Linked DNA regions of Mus musculus: region 2 is linked to region 1. A link is a contact called in ENCODE Hi-C or POLR2A ChIA-PET data. All regions are on one chromosome and are shown on one strand. Each heading gives the region's core, a stretch centred on a gene start or an enhancer-like site at or near the end of the contact. The rest is flanking DNA. Distances are from core to core; before and after follow the strand shown. Region 1 holds the start of Ifitm7 (interferon induced transmembrane protein 7). Region 2 overlaps Bmerb1 (bMERB domain containing 1).

What was found. A loop is a pair of places that touch in the nucleus more often than their neighbours do. ChIA-PET counts read pairs that join two places held with the same protein, here RNA polymerase II (POLR2A).
Region 2: a loop to region 1 is called in a map of left cerebral cortex, with 2.6 times the contacts of the local background. The contact joins the enhancer-like site here to the promoter of Ifitm7 in region 1. A Hi-C loop is called at or near these places in 3 of 37 maps with a recorded cell type or tissue (left cerebral cortex and regulatory T cell). POLR2A ChIA-PET finds 5 or more read pairs at or near these places in 4 of 5 experiments (all embryonic stem cell).

Annotation. Positions count from the first base shown.
Region 1 is chr16:13,983,357-13,989,550 of GRCm38, forward strand. It overlaps Ifitm7 (interferon induced transmembrane protein 7), which reads right to left and starts at 3,511. Exons shown (of 3, transcript NM_001270718.1): 1 at 3,274-3,511; 2 at 134-469. The coding sequence starts at 453. Bmerb1 (bMERB domain containing 1) reads left to right here and starts at 3,281. Exons shown (of 6, transcript NM_144518.3): 1 at 3,281-3,537. The coding sequence starts at 3,435.
Region 2 is chr16:14,029,468-14,036,408 of GRCm38, forward strand. The region is part of intron 1 of Bmerb1 (bMERB domain containing 1); the gene reads left to right. Among named protein-coding and RNA genes, the nearest start is that of Ifitm7, 46 kb to the left of the region's middle. Within about 2 kb of position 2,411, at least 1 of the 3 ENCODE cell types and tissues checked has a DNase peak (open chromatin) inside an H3K27ac peak, as active enhancers do; it is left cerebral cortex, where a contact is called at or near this core.

The sequences.
Region 1 (6,194 bases), core at 2,261-4,760:
CATTTGCATATGTATGGGGTAAATGGTCAGGACTAAGACTAGGGTTTGGGACAGCGATAGACAATAGAACACATAGCAAGCCCGGAAGGCCCCAGAATCTGTTATCTACTGTGAGATGCTACAAGATGGCTACCTTCTAGTGGCAAAGAAAGTGATGAAGAGGATGACCATGACGACGGAGAGGATCAGGCAGCTGATGTTCAGGCACCTGGCAGTGGAGGCGAAGGCCTGGGCCCCAGTCATATCACCCACCATCTTCCTGTCCCTAGACTTCACAGAGTAGGCATAGGCTATGAAACCCAGGCAGCAGAAGTTCATGAAGAGTGTATTGAACAGAGACCAGACCACATAATCAGGCTTGGAGATCTCAGGCATGGTGATTATGGTGGTTGTCGAAGAAGTTGAGGTGTGGGGTGTCCCCATTACAACCACCTCATGCTGATCCTTAGGCATCTCTTGGTTTTTGAGGCTGGAAGAGTTGAGAATAAGGAAGGAATGAGAATGGTGGTACAAGCTGAGAAGTCCAGAGCCCTTTGCGCAGTGGCCTTTTCTCCAACAGGGTCTGTTTCATCTGTCCAGCTTTTTCAATTGTGTTTTTCTTAGTTGCCTCCTTCATACACTGTGTGTGTGTATGTGTGTGTGTGTGTGTGTGTACAGGAGGAGTTCATGCCATATAGAAATCAGAAGATAGTTTATAGGAGTTAGTTCTTTCCTTCCATCATTTCTATCATATGGATCCCAGAGAGGAAACTCAGGTCATCAGACTTGGCAGCAAGATCCTACCCACTGAGCAGTCTCGCCGGTCCTATTTATTTATTTTTGAAACAAGGTGTTGCTGTGTAGCTCAGGCTGGACTTGAAGTCACAACCTTTCTGCCTCTTCCTCCTGAGATCAGGGCTTACTGGCTTGTCTTATTTCAATTCTTTACCAAAGAACTATTTTTATTTTGTATGTATGGGCATTTTGGATGTGTGTCTGTGCACATGCACTCAGTGCTCTTGGAGGCCAAAAGAGGCATTGGGTCCCTTAGAACTGGAGTTGCAGAACATTGTGAGCTGCCATGTGGGTGCTAAGAATGGAACCCTGGTTCTCTGCAAGAGCAGCCAGTACTCAGAATAGCTGAGACTCTGGCCTCTTTGTTTCATTTCTTATGCCTCATTAGTAAATAAAATAAAATAAAATAAAATATTATTTTTATGCTTTTATGTGATTAGGTTAGAGCCTCTCAGAAGTGACCACATGGTGAAACCCCATCTCAATTCAAACTCCCAAACAAAACAGAACAAAACTTGTTGCTATAATCTAGGTTTACATTTTAAAACTTTTTGAAGCTGTTTAGGAGTTCACTGTAAACAATAACCTTTTTAAGTGGTAAAGTCATTTTCCTGGAAAACTGGACTGTTTCACATTTCCAACTCATAAAAATAGACACCAGTGTCCCAGGTGGCATCAGAAGATAACTATTAAACAGCACACCAGCATCCCCTGACCTAGAGCCTTTTTGTTCCTCTCCCTCCATACAAAATATAACTACAGTTAAGGTGCTGCAGAGATGGCTCAGCAGTTAAGAGCAGTCATGGCCTTGGCAGATGACCCAAGTTTGGTTTCCTGCAGCCATATCTGGTGGTTCACAACTGCCTGTAACTCCAGCTCCAGGGGATCCAATACTTCTGACGGCTGAGGGTGCTTACATTCACATAAACTTCCCCACATGCATCCCAGCTCATGCACATACATATTTTTTAGGCTCTTTAAATATAACTAGACAAGGAAATCAAGACAATAAGAGGCAGAATCCGAATTCATACAGTCTAGCCTGATTCAAGGGCTGATGAGGTCCCCGGCAGTTTGGAGATACGGTAAGTGATCTCTCTGTACCTCAGTTCTATCTTCTGTAAAGCAGACAGGAATGGAGTGTGAGGTTTCACAGAGACATTGGGAAATGGTCTATGTTTAGCAGTAATTCAAAAAGTAGTATTAACTTTTATCAATAGCTGCTGATAACACTTCATTCGTTCATTCATTCATTCATTCATGGTTTTGTGTAACCTAGGCTGCTATACAAACACCCTACATATCCAAGGATGAATTTGAATTTCAGATCCTCTTGCCTCTTCTTGTGTGCTAGAATCACATGCCTGGTTCATGTAGTTCTAGGGATAGGACCCAAAGGCTTTGTGCATATTATGCAAGTATTCTGCCAACTGAGCTGCATTCTCATCCCTTAACTTTATATTAAAACCAAAAAGTGTGCATGTGTAAGCCAGAAGTTGGTATAAGGTGTCTTGGGGCAAGCAAGCCCTGGGGTTCCTCCTGCCTTCACTCCTAGCATTGGGACTAGAGCTGTATCTGCTCTTTTTTTGTTTGTTTGTTTTTTGGGTTTTTTTTTGTTGTTGTTGTTTTTGGTTTTTCGAGACAGGGTTTCTCTGTATAGCCCTGGCTGTCCTGGAGCTCACTTTGTAGACCAGGCTGGCCTCGAACTCAGAAATCCGCCTGCCTCTGCCTCCTGAGTGCTGGGATTAAAGGCGCATGCCACCACGCCCGGCTGTATCTGCTCTTTTAATGCCTGCTCTGTCCTGTAGATCAGACTTGGACCCTCATGCTTAGGCTGTGAATGTTATACCAATTGAGCTCTGTTGCCAGTCCTGACACTGGTTTTTTTTTTTTTTTTTTTTTTTTATTGCTGTTATGTTTGGTCACAATTATTTTCCAGGTTTGTAAAGATCAGTGTTCTGAACAGCTTTGTTGGCCTTATATACAAAATATTTGCTTCTCTTGTTCCTTTCCATACAAATGCACAGGATTGACACAGGTGTACATACACACACACACACACACACACACACACACACACACACACACACACACACACGTAGCTGCTGTCCCCCTTTTATATTCAAAACATGCACATAACTGCAAACAACAGAATCTGAAAGCAGCGGTCCATACTTGGGCTTGTCTACAAAGAAGGATCATCACATCTACAGATACTGTTCTGGCTCACCAATCACGCTTGAAACCTACCAGCCCTCTAACAGATCCCCAGTCACCCACAATGCTAGATCCATCCACAGAAAGCCTATCTACTGGTTTCAGTGTGGGCAGGTGCCTTATTCTTGTTTCATTTGGGGGTGATTTTATTTTAGTTGTTTTTGTTTTTGTTGTTCTAGAGAGTTTATCATCTGTCCCTCTTTCTCCCTACCCAGCCCCCAAACCTCCCCCCTCCAGCTTCCATTGCGCATGTGTTATGCATCCCTCCCCCATCCTGGGTACCAGTTGGGAGCTTTCAGGTGCTGGAGATTGAAGAGATGGAGCAGCTTCCTCAGCAACGCCGGGCCCATTAAAACACTGCCGATCTGAGCTGCCTTCCTCCCCGCAGCCTTCAGCAGGGATGGAGTGAACCAGACCCCTGGACCTGCCCGCGGGGAACAGCAATGGAGTTAAAGCAATCTCTGTCTGTTCATCTGGAAGCCGAGAAGCCTCTCAGGCGTTATGGGGCGGTGGAGGAGACAGCATGGAAAGCGGAGGGACTGGGAAGTGAGTGTTCGGGCAGGGAACGGGTGGGGACAGTTGGGGACTCGCGTGCTGAACTGGGGCCCCCTAGAGCAGACCGGAACGCAGGCTGGCAGACGGGAAGCGCCCCCGCAGCTGGGCTTCCAGTGTTGCACAACAGCAGTTTGTAGGTTCTCCCTACAAACAAAAGAGGGGACCCTCCAGGGCTGGGCTGTACTGGGAGGCTCCTCTGGAAATCGCGAGGCAGCTAAGCTAGGAGTCCAGCTGTACTGGACTAAGGAGTCCGAGATCCGGCAGCCGGAGGCAGCTTTTGCGAAGGACCGTCTTTCCTGCATCCCAGGAGGAGGAACGCTAGAGTGTTAGGATGCTTGAGGGCGCAGGAGCCAAGGGCAGCTTTGAAAGCCCCACATACAGAAATGGGGGAGTGTCTGTGTGCTCTTTCAGCCTTGAGGTTCAGAGCATAGCTGAAATTCCAGCATTGTCCCACCTCCTCTTGGGTCAGAGGAGAGATGAAAGAGCAGGCAAAGGGCAAGGTTAGCGCTGTGCAACCCCCCTCCCCCACTCTGTTAGCTCTTGACTCAATGATACGATTTGGTTTGGTTCAGCTCTTGAAAGCGGTTTTGAAGCAGACCTCTGTACTTACTGGCTCTCTCTTTGGTGTTTTGGTATCAACAAACATCTGTAAATGAATCCAAGACTTTTGCTTTCAATTTGTTGGACACAATACTTGAAACTCTGCAAACAGTGGAGGCTATCTGGAAAGTCTAAGGTCATTGATGTCCCTGACTCTAGGAGCTTCCAAATGTCCTCCACTCTGCCTCCTGTTCTGGTATGGCTTGCCCAGCAGACCTGGTATAGCCTGCAGCCCTCTTGCCTTCTAAGGAACCCTAAAGCTACCTGCTCTGACTGGGTCTCTAGGCTTAGTGCTCTTCCCCAGCAGCAGCCATTGAGCTACATGTACTTAAAGCATTGTCAATCAGCTCCTTTTCTACCTCACTTGGGAGAAAGTGTGAATGTGTGAATGTGTGTGAATGTGTGTGTGTGTGTGTGTGTGTGTGTGCACACTCGCGCACATGCCTTTGTGATTGTTTTCTCCATTCTTGTAACTATGGACTCAAGCTATATTGTGTTTCTATTTCAAGTTCAAATGTCTTCGTTCCTGCTATAATGGGTGTTCTGATGCTTCCAACCTCTTTCTTTCTTACATTTTCTTTCTCCTTTTAGACCTAGGTCCTTTCTCCTGCTTCATCCTTCCTAAATCCTTTAGCTTTGGCACTTTGAGGTAACCTAGAGGTTGCAGGTCTGTGGTTTATACGCTCTAAATAATACCACCCATGGCTGCCTTGTATTGTTAGATTGCCATGTTCTGAAAGCTTCAGAAACATCTCTTATTTATCCCTGGTACAACCTTGTGTGGCACTGTAGTGCTTTTTACATATATGAGAAGGCGGGGGCTTGCTAGGTAACTCAAATGGAAATGATGGAACCAGGATTCAGACCCAGATGAGTTGGACTCCATACATTTCTCATGAAGGTTAACTGCTTCCTGGGTCTGTTTCAAAGATGGTTGGTAATTTTATAATCAGATAGTAGCCATGTTGATCCCTGAAGTCCACAGTGCTTGATAGACAGTTGGGTCCCCATAGAGTAGAAGCCACGTAGAGTCAAGGAACCCCTGGTTTGACTAGGGCTCTGGTCTTTGGCTGACAATGTGACAAGATGTGTTTCTGTTCTCTACATTTGCTCTCTGAAAATGGGGATAGTAATATTGTATACCATGTGGCTTTCTATCATGAATATCAAATAAGATGGTGTGTGCAAAGCTCAGGTAAATTCTCAGGACATGGCTGTTTCAGGAGTTCCTCTATTTAGACATTCAAACTTAGACATTCAACTGCATAAAGCAAGCCTATGAGTTAAAACTGCAATATTGGGCATAGCTCTGTGAGTTCTAGGCCAGCCAGGGCTACAAAGTCAGACCCTGTCTCAAAACAAAAACCCAAAGCAAACTAAAATATTGAGCACTTCCCTAAAGCATTCTCTCCTCTCTCTCTTCCCATCTTTCTCTGCCAGCCTCTCCCCATCCCACACATAAACAAGGTCTCATACAATCCAGACTGGCCTCAAACTCTCTATAGCCAAGGATGGCCTTGAATTTTTCTGCCTGTCCTCCCAAGCACTGAGACTCAGGTGTGTGCCAACACACCCAGTTCCTTCTCATTTTCCTGCTTTTTTGGGGGGTCCAAATTTGAGCACATATTGAAAACTGAGGTAAGAATTCACTTTAAACCACATTAAGTCCCTGAAAATTTTGTACTTCTGAGTCCTGACTGTAGAGGCCCTGATCTTTTTGCCCCAAACCACCATGATTGAGACTTGCTTCTTGTTTCAGTGCCAGATCAGTTTCTTATGTGCCTTGGCACAGATCTCCAAACCAACCCCCAGCTCTTTAAGCTATTCACATTTGAAATCCCAAAGCAGGAATCCAGGGACCCACTTTAGATACTTGACTCTGGCAAGTTTTGGCATTTTAATTCCTGTCTCTAATCAAGCATTTTGGGATTTTTGTTTATATGTAAACATCCTCTCAATTCACAAGGGATTCATAGAGCTATCCAACAGGTCTGAGCCTCTATTCATTTATTAATTAAGTCTAGAAATTAGTAATACTGGGGCTATGG
Region 2 (6,941 bases), core at 1,161-3,660, 45 kb after region 1:
ATGACCAGGACCTTCTGCTAATTCGTGAGTTGGTATGCAAATTGGAAATTGGGGAGTTGTAAAAAATTCTTGATTCACAGCTCAGGATGGATTTAAAATTGTCTGGATTCATGAAGGAAATTGAAAAAAAAACATGAGTAATACAGTGAACCATCATGTGGTTAGTTGTTTATGCTGTCCTAATTGGCCAATTATCTTATTATAGGGTTGTTTCCACAGTTTTAACTAAACAGCCAGAAGAACATACTCTCTCTTTTTATTTCATTTACTTTGTTTTTGAGGTGGAATCTCAGGTAGTCCAGGCTGGCCTCAAACTTTCTTCCTGCCCTCACCCACCTAAGCCTTGGGCTACAGGCACACACCACCATGTCTGGTTAATGCTGAGAAATTTGCATGATGGATGAGCACTCTACTGACTGAGCCAGAGTTAGCTGTCTTGGACATTCACTTGCATGGTCCCAACTGACCTCAGGAATCAGTCTGAGCCCCTCTCACTGGACCTAGAACTGTGACAGAGTGGCCCAGTGACTCACTGAAGGTCATCTGGAAATGTTGGGGAAAGGAAGGACATTGAATAATGCAAAATGACATTACACATGCTCCAAGAATCCACCAGGACTCAAGCGTCATCTCATTTAGAGTGCCAGCTCAGAGGTAACACATACATTATTCACAAGAAGCCTTTTTGGAAATCCCACTTGGGAGCTGCACCTTCTGTCTGCCACAAAATCTTAGGAACATTCTACGTGGTGATAAATCTTTGCCCTGGAGAGGGTGTTCAGAACAAGCCAGACCTCGAATCATAAATGTCACCAAGATGTCATGCAACCAAAGAAATAGGCAGACAGATATGGTACCACACAGAGTTCAATACTGGGGCTTAGCAAGCAGGTCATGTTAGCAGTTACAAAAATTCAGAGAGGATTTGGGTCCAAGTCTTTTCCCTCTACCCTAATTACAATGCTGACTATACACTCAACCAGTTTTTTGTTATTGTAATGAATATATGAGGCAAAGCAACTTATAAAGAGAACAAAATGGGAACTGAGAAGATGATTCGGTGTTTGCTGTGCACGCATGAGGCTCCAATTCTGGATCTTCAGCACAAACATAAAAAGGTGTGTAAGGTTATATTGTTAAGATTATAATCCCAGCACTGGGAGACACAACAGTCACTGGGGCTCTCTGGACAGCCAGCCTAGCCTGCTTGGTGAGTTCCAGGACAAAAAGAGATCTTGTCTCAAAAACCAACACAAAACAAACAAACAAAACAAAAAACAAGGTGGGAGTGGGAGAGATGGCTCCGTAGGTATGAGCTTCTCTTGCACAGAATCGGGGTTTGGTTTCCACATAGCAGTTCACAACCATCTATACCTCCAGTTCCAGGGGTTCTGACTCCCTCTTCTGGCCTCTCTGTGTGCACAAGGCACACATTTGGTACACAAGCAAGCAAAATAACCATACACATAAAATAAGTAAATCTAAATAAGAATATTAAAACAAGAGCTGGGCGTGGTGGCACACGCCTTTAATCCCAGCACTTGGGAGGCAGAGGTAGGTGGATTTCTGAGTTCAAGGCCAGCCTGGTCTACAGAGTGAGTTTCAGGACAGCCAGGGCTATACAGAGAAACCCTGTCTCGAAAAAACAAAACAAAACAAAACAAAACAACAACAACAAAAAGAATATTAAAACAAAACAAAGCAAGGTATGTAGCTCCCGAGAAACACCTGAGGCTATACTCTGGTTCCCATGTGTATGTTCATATGTGCACACGCACACACACACACACACACACACACACACACACACACACACACACACTCACAGAGACTTTAGTTTTATTTTAGCTCAGTTTTGGAGGGTCAATGTGTAGTCATTGCCTTGGGCTTATGGCCTTCTCCTTGTGGGTAAGAAGCAGATGGAAACGAAGAGGAAAGACTGGGGTTTCACTACCCCACCCACAGTCTCCAATCCACAGCTCTACTTCTTTTGTGCTCACTGACTCCCGATAGCACCCTTCTGGGAGCCAAGCCTTTAACACATGGGACTTCAGGGGACACAATGCACCTGGATTCCCTTGATGTGCTTGGACAGGACAGATGAAGCTGAGAAACTAGAAATTCAGAGAAGCTGAAAAAATGTGCTTCAGGCTGAGATAGACACTAACAACTTCTGAAAGGGCGTGGAGGCCTCATGGCTCTGCAGCCACAGTCTTCCTTACAGGCCATAGAGTCCAAAGATGAATTTTGGACTGCACTCTGCTTTCTTTTAGGCTCCAGCTTCGTCCTCCTTCTCAAGACAGGCCTCTGGAATATTGCAGCTAAGAGCTTTGAAATTAAAGGCAGTTACTTCACCTTTTTGGAAAAGAATGATTCATTAAAACTCATCTGGCTGCTTGCTTCTCATTCAATTAACACCAGAGAAAGAGAGGATAGCTGCTCAGCACCTGCTGTGATATAATGCTTGGGGCCTAAAATGAGCTTCTTTCTCACTTGGGTGGCTGACAACAGTAAAGAGTAGGCTGCTACCAGGGTTTAATTGGGCTTAGATATGCATTCTCTATGTACCCTCTCATGGGTCAAGGTCAGGAAGATGTTCCCATGGAGATGTGGGTTTAGGGACTGAAGTTTAATTAGGTTGCTAAGTTTATTCTTAAAGAAGATGATGAGCTGGGCTAAAGAGGTGGCTACAAGTGCTTGCTGCTCTTGTAGAGGACGGGCGTCCGGTTCTCAGCACCCATGTGACGCATGGCTCACAATTACCTGTAACTCCAGAAATAGGGGATTCAATACCCTCTTCTGATCTCCATGGGCATCTGCATCATGCATGTACATTTAAAAATTTATAGTTAAAGATTTTTTTAAAAAACATTTTATTTAAATGTGGTAAAAACATTTGCCAACCAAATGTGCGTCTCTAGGCTCCCCACACCCTAGCACCAAACCCAATAATAACTGCAAACACTTAAAAACAAAATAAAACAAACCTGAAAACCAAAATCAAAACCAAAAACCGCACCAAGGCAACAACAGAGTCAATGTAATAAAAGCACTAGTAAGTATGTGGAAGTTTCACCTTGACCACCTGGCCCTGTTGCTTTGGACTTGTGTTGCAGTGACATGTCCAACCTGGTAGGAACATGTGACTTCTGCACAGGGTCTAGAGTTTTGCTAGTTCTTCAGTCTAGCACAAAGGCTTTCTAATCAAGTCTGGATTGGACTCCCAGCCCTGCCATGCATTAGTTGTCCTTGACATATCACTCATGAGCTCTCCAAGTCTTTAAGATTCAACTAGAGAGAGATGGTTATGATGAAGGCACCCACTTCCCAGATTGTTGAGAAGAACAACGAGCCTTCATCCTGTGTAGCAGCTATGGAGAGTGAGTGGCTGCAAGATGCACGCAGAGCCTAGCCACCTGAGCCTGAGCTTACACTAAGGGAGAGTTCTTCGGACTGTAGCTATGTATTCTCCTAGCCTGTGTTTATAGACGTTTCAAACTGAGAGTGACTCATGTTTGACATCCCAGCCCAAGGGAGGCTGAGGCTAGAGGACTAAAAGGCTAACCTGGGCTATACAGTGAAAGCCTGTCTCAAAAACTCACTCAATCCAGCAGCAGTTTCTCCATTGTTAATTTCTCCTACCCACTGCTATCTCATTTTTTCTGTTCCTGGGTAACAAGATTCTCAAGATAAATGGCTGAACCTGTGGGCCCATCCCAGCCGTCCCTGGCACTCAGGTCTTGTTTGCTGCTGCTGCTGGTGCTTGTGAGGCACGTGTACCCCTGGGGTGGCATTTGGGGATAAAAAGATGGATTTAGCTGCTTCTTCCCCCAGAAGTGACTCAGCTCCTGGATGCTTTGTGACAGTAATACTCATCTAACAGTAAATAAACTCAGTTGTGAAATGCACCCATTTTCCCTAGACAGCCTCTAAGCCTCCTTGGTCTCTTCAGATGATTTGCGCTCCTTAAGCGTTGTTGGCAGCTGATGGATGTCTGCCTTCAGGGAAATACCAGGAGGGGCTGTCCTAGGATGTTAGTTTCCATCACACATGCTCGGACGGAGCAAAGAGCACCCTGTAAGGTCTCACCTCAATACTTCCTGGATCTGCCTTTCTGAGGTTTGAAGTCTTCTTTTATGTAAACAGGCATGAGCTTTAACCCTGGTTTAATCCAAATCCTTAGTGTGCCCTTTTTATCAATCTTCCCAGACAACTAATGTCTTTTTTTTTTTAAGAAAAAAAATTTATTTACATTTCAAGTGTTATCCCCTTACCCTGTTTCCCCCGACTCCTGGAAACCTTCCCTGTCCCATTACCCTCCTCCTGCTTCTATGAGGGTGTTCCTCCACCAACCCACCCACTCCCTCCTCCCCATCCACAATTCCCCTATACTGGGGCATCTATCCAGCCTTCATAGGACCAAGGACTTCTCCTCCCATTGATACCTGGCAAGGCCATCCTCTGCTACACAAGCAGCTGGAACCATGTGCACTCTTTGGTTAGTGGCTTAGTCCCTAGGAACTCCGGGGGGTCTGGTTGGTTGATATTGTTCTTTCTGCAAACCCCTTCAGCTCCTTCAGTCCTTTCTCTATCTCCTGCATTGTCCCCACACTCAGTGCAATGGTTGGCTGCCAGCATCTGACTCTGTATTTGTAAGGCTCTGGCAGGGCCTCTCAGGAGACAGCTATATCAGTCTCCTTTCAGCAAGCATCTCTTAGCATGCACAATAGTGTCAGAGTTTGGTGAGTGAATCTCCAGGTGGGACAGTTTCTGGATGGCCTTCCCTTCAGTCTCTACTCTGCACTTTGTCTCCATATTTGCTTCCGTGAGTATTTTGTTCCCCTTTCTAAGAAGGACCAAGCACTCACACTTTGGTCATCCTTCTTCTTGAGCTTCATGTGGTCTGTGAATTGTATTTTGGGTATTCAGAGCTTTTGCACTAATATCCATTTATCAGTGAGTACAAACCATGTGTGTTCTTTTGTGATTGGGTTACCTCACTCAGGATGATATTTTCTAGTTCCATTCATTTGCCTAAGAATTTCATGAATTCATCGTTTTAATAGCTGAGCTGTGTAAATTGTTTAAATGTACCACATTTTCTGTATCCATACCTCTGTTGAAGGACATCTGGGTTCTTTCCAGCTTCTGGCTATGGCAAATAAGGCTGTTATGAACATAGTGGAGCATGTGTCCTTGTTATATGGTGGAGAATCTTCTGGATATATGCCCAGGAGAGGTATTGCGGGATCCTCCGGTAGTACTATGTCCAATTTTCTGAGGAACTGCCAGACTGATATCCAGAGTGGTTGTACAAGCTTGCAATCCCACCAACAATGGAGGAGTGTTCCTCTTTCTCCACATCCTTGCCAACATCTGCTGTCACCTGGGTTTTTGAGATTAGTCATTATGACTGGTGTGAGGTGGAATCTCAGGGTTGTTTTGATTTACATTTCTGTGATGACTAAGGATGTTGAACATTTCTTTAGGTGCTTCTCAGCTCTTCAAGTTTCCTCAGTTAAGAATTCTCTGTTTAGCTCTGTTCCCATTTTTTAATAGGGTTATTTGGTTCTCTGGAGTCTAATTTCTTGAGTTCTTTCTATATATTAGATATTAGCCCTTTTTCAGATGTAGGATTGGTAAAGATCTTTTCCCAGTTTGTTGGTTGCTGTTTTGTCCTATTGACAGTGTACTTTGCCTTACAGAAGCTTTGCAATTTTATGAGGTCTCATGTGTGTATTGTTGATTTTATAGCATAAATCATTAATGTTCTGTTCAGGAAAATTTCCCCTGTGCCCATGTGTTTAAGGCTTTCCTACTTTCTCTTCTATTAGATTCAGTGTATCTGGTTTTATGTGGAGTTCCTGGATCCACTTAGACTTAAGCTTTGTACTGGGAGATAAGAATGGATCAATTTGCATTCTTCTATATGTTGACTGCCTGTGTAGCCAGCACCATTTGTTGAAAATGCTGTCTTTTTTTCTCACTGAATGGTTTTAGCTCCTTTATCAAAGATCAAGTGACCATAGGTGTGTGGGTTCATTTCTGGGTCTTCAATTCTATTCCAGTGATCTACCTGCCTGTCATTGTGCCAATACCATGCAGTTTTTATCACTGTTGCTCTGTAGTTCAGCTTGAGGTCACGGATGGTGATTCCCCCAGAAGTTCTTTTATTTTTGAGACTAGCTTTCTCTATCCAGGGTCTTTTGTTATTCCAAATGAATTTGAGAGTTGCTCTTTCTAACTCTATGAAGAATTGATCTGGAATTTTGATGGGGATTGCATTGAATCTGTAGATTGCTTTCGGCAAGGTGGCCATTTTTACTATATTAATCCTGCCAATCCGTGAACATGGAAGATCTATCCATATTCTGAGGTCTTCTTTGATTTCTTTCTTCTGAGACTTGAAGTTCTTGTCATACAGATCTTTCACTTGTTTGGTTAGAGTCATACCAAGATACTTTATATTGTTTGTGGCTTTTGTGAAATGTGTTCTTTCCCTAATTTCTTTCTCACCCTGTTTATCCTTTGAGTAGAGGATTTGTTTGAGTTAATGTTATATCCAACCACTTTGCTGAACTTGTTTATCAGCTGTAGGAGTTCTCTGGTGGTGGAGTTTTTGTGGTCACTTAAGTATACTATCATATCATCTGCAAATAGTGATATTTTGACATCTTCTTTTCCAATTTGTATCTCTTTGACCTCCTTTTGTTGTCTAATTGCTCTAGCTAGAACTTCAAGCACTATATTAAATAGATAGGGAGAGCGAGGGCAGCTTTGTCTAGCTCCTGATTTTAGTGGTGTTGTGCCAGGGAAATATTAGTGATCCCCCAAAACAAACAAAGGAGCCAATCTGATGCAACTCACAGCAGGGTCTTTATTCTTTTCGAGCTAGCTTGCCCCGCCCCCCCTCCCCACCAGTGCACTGCCATCACACAGGA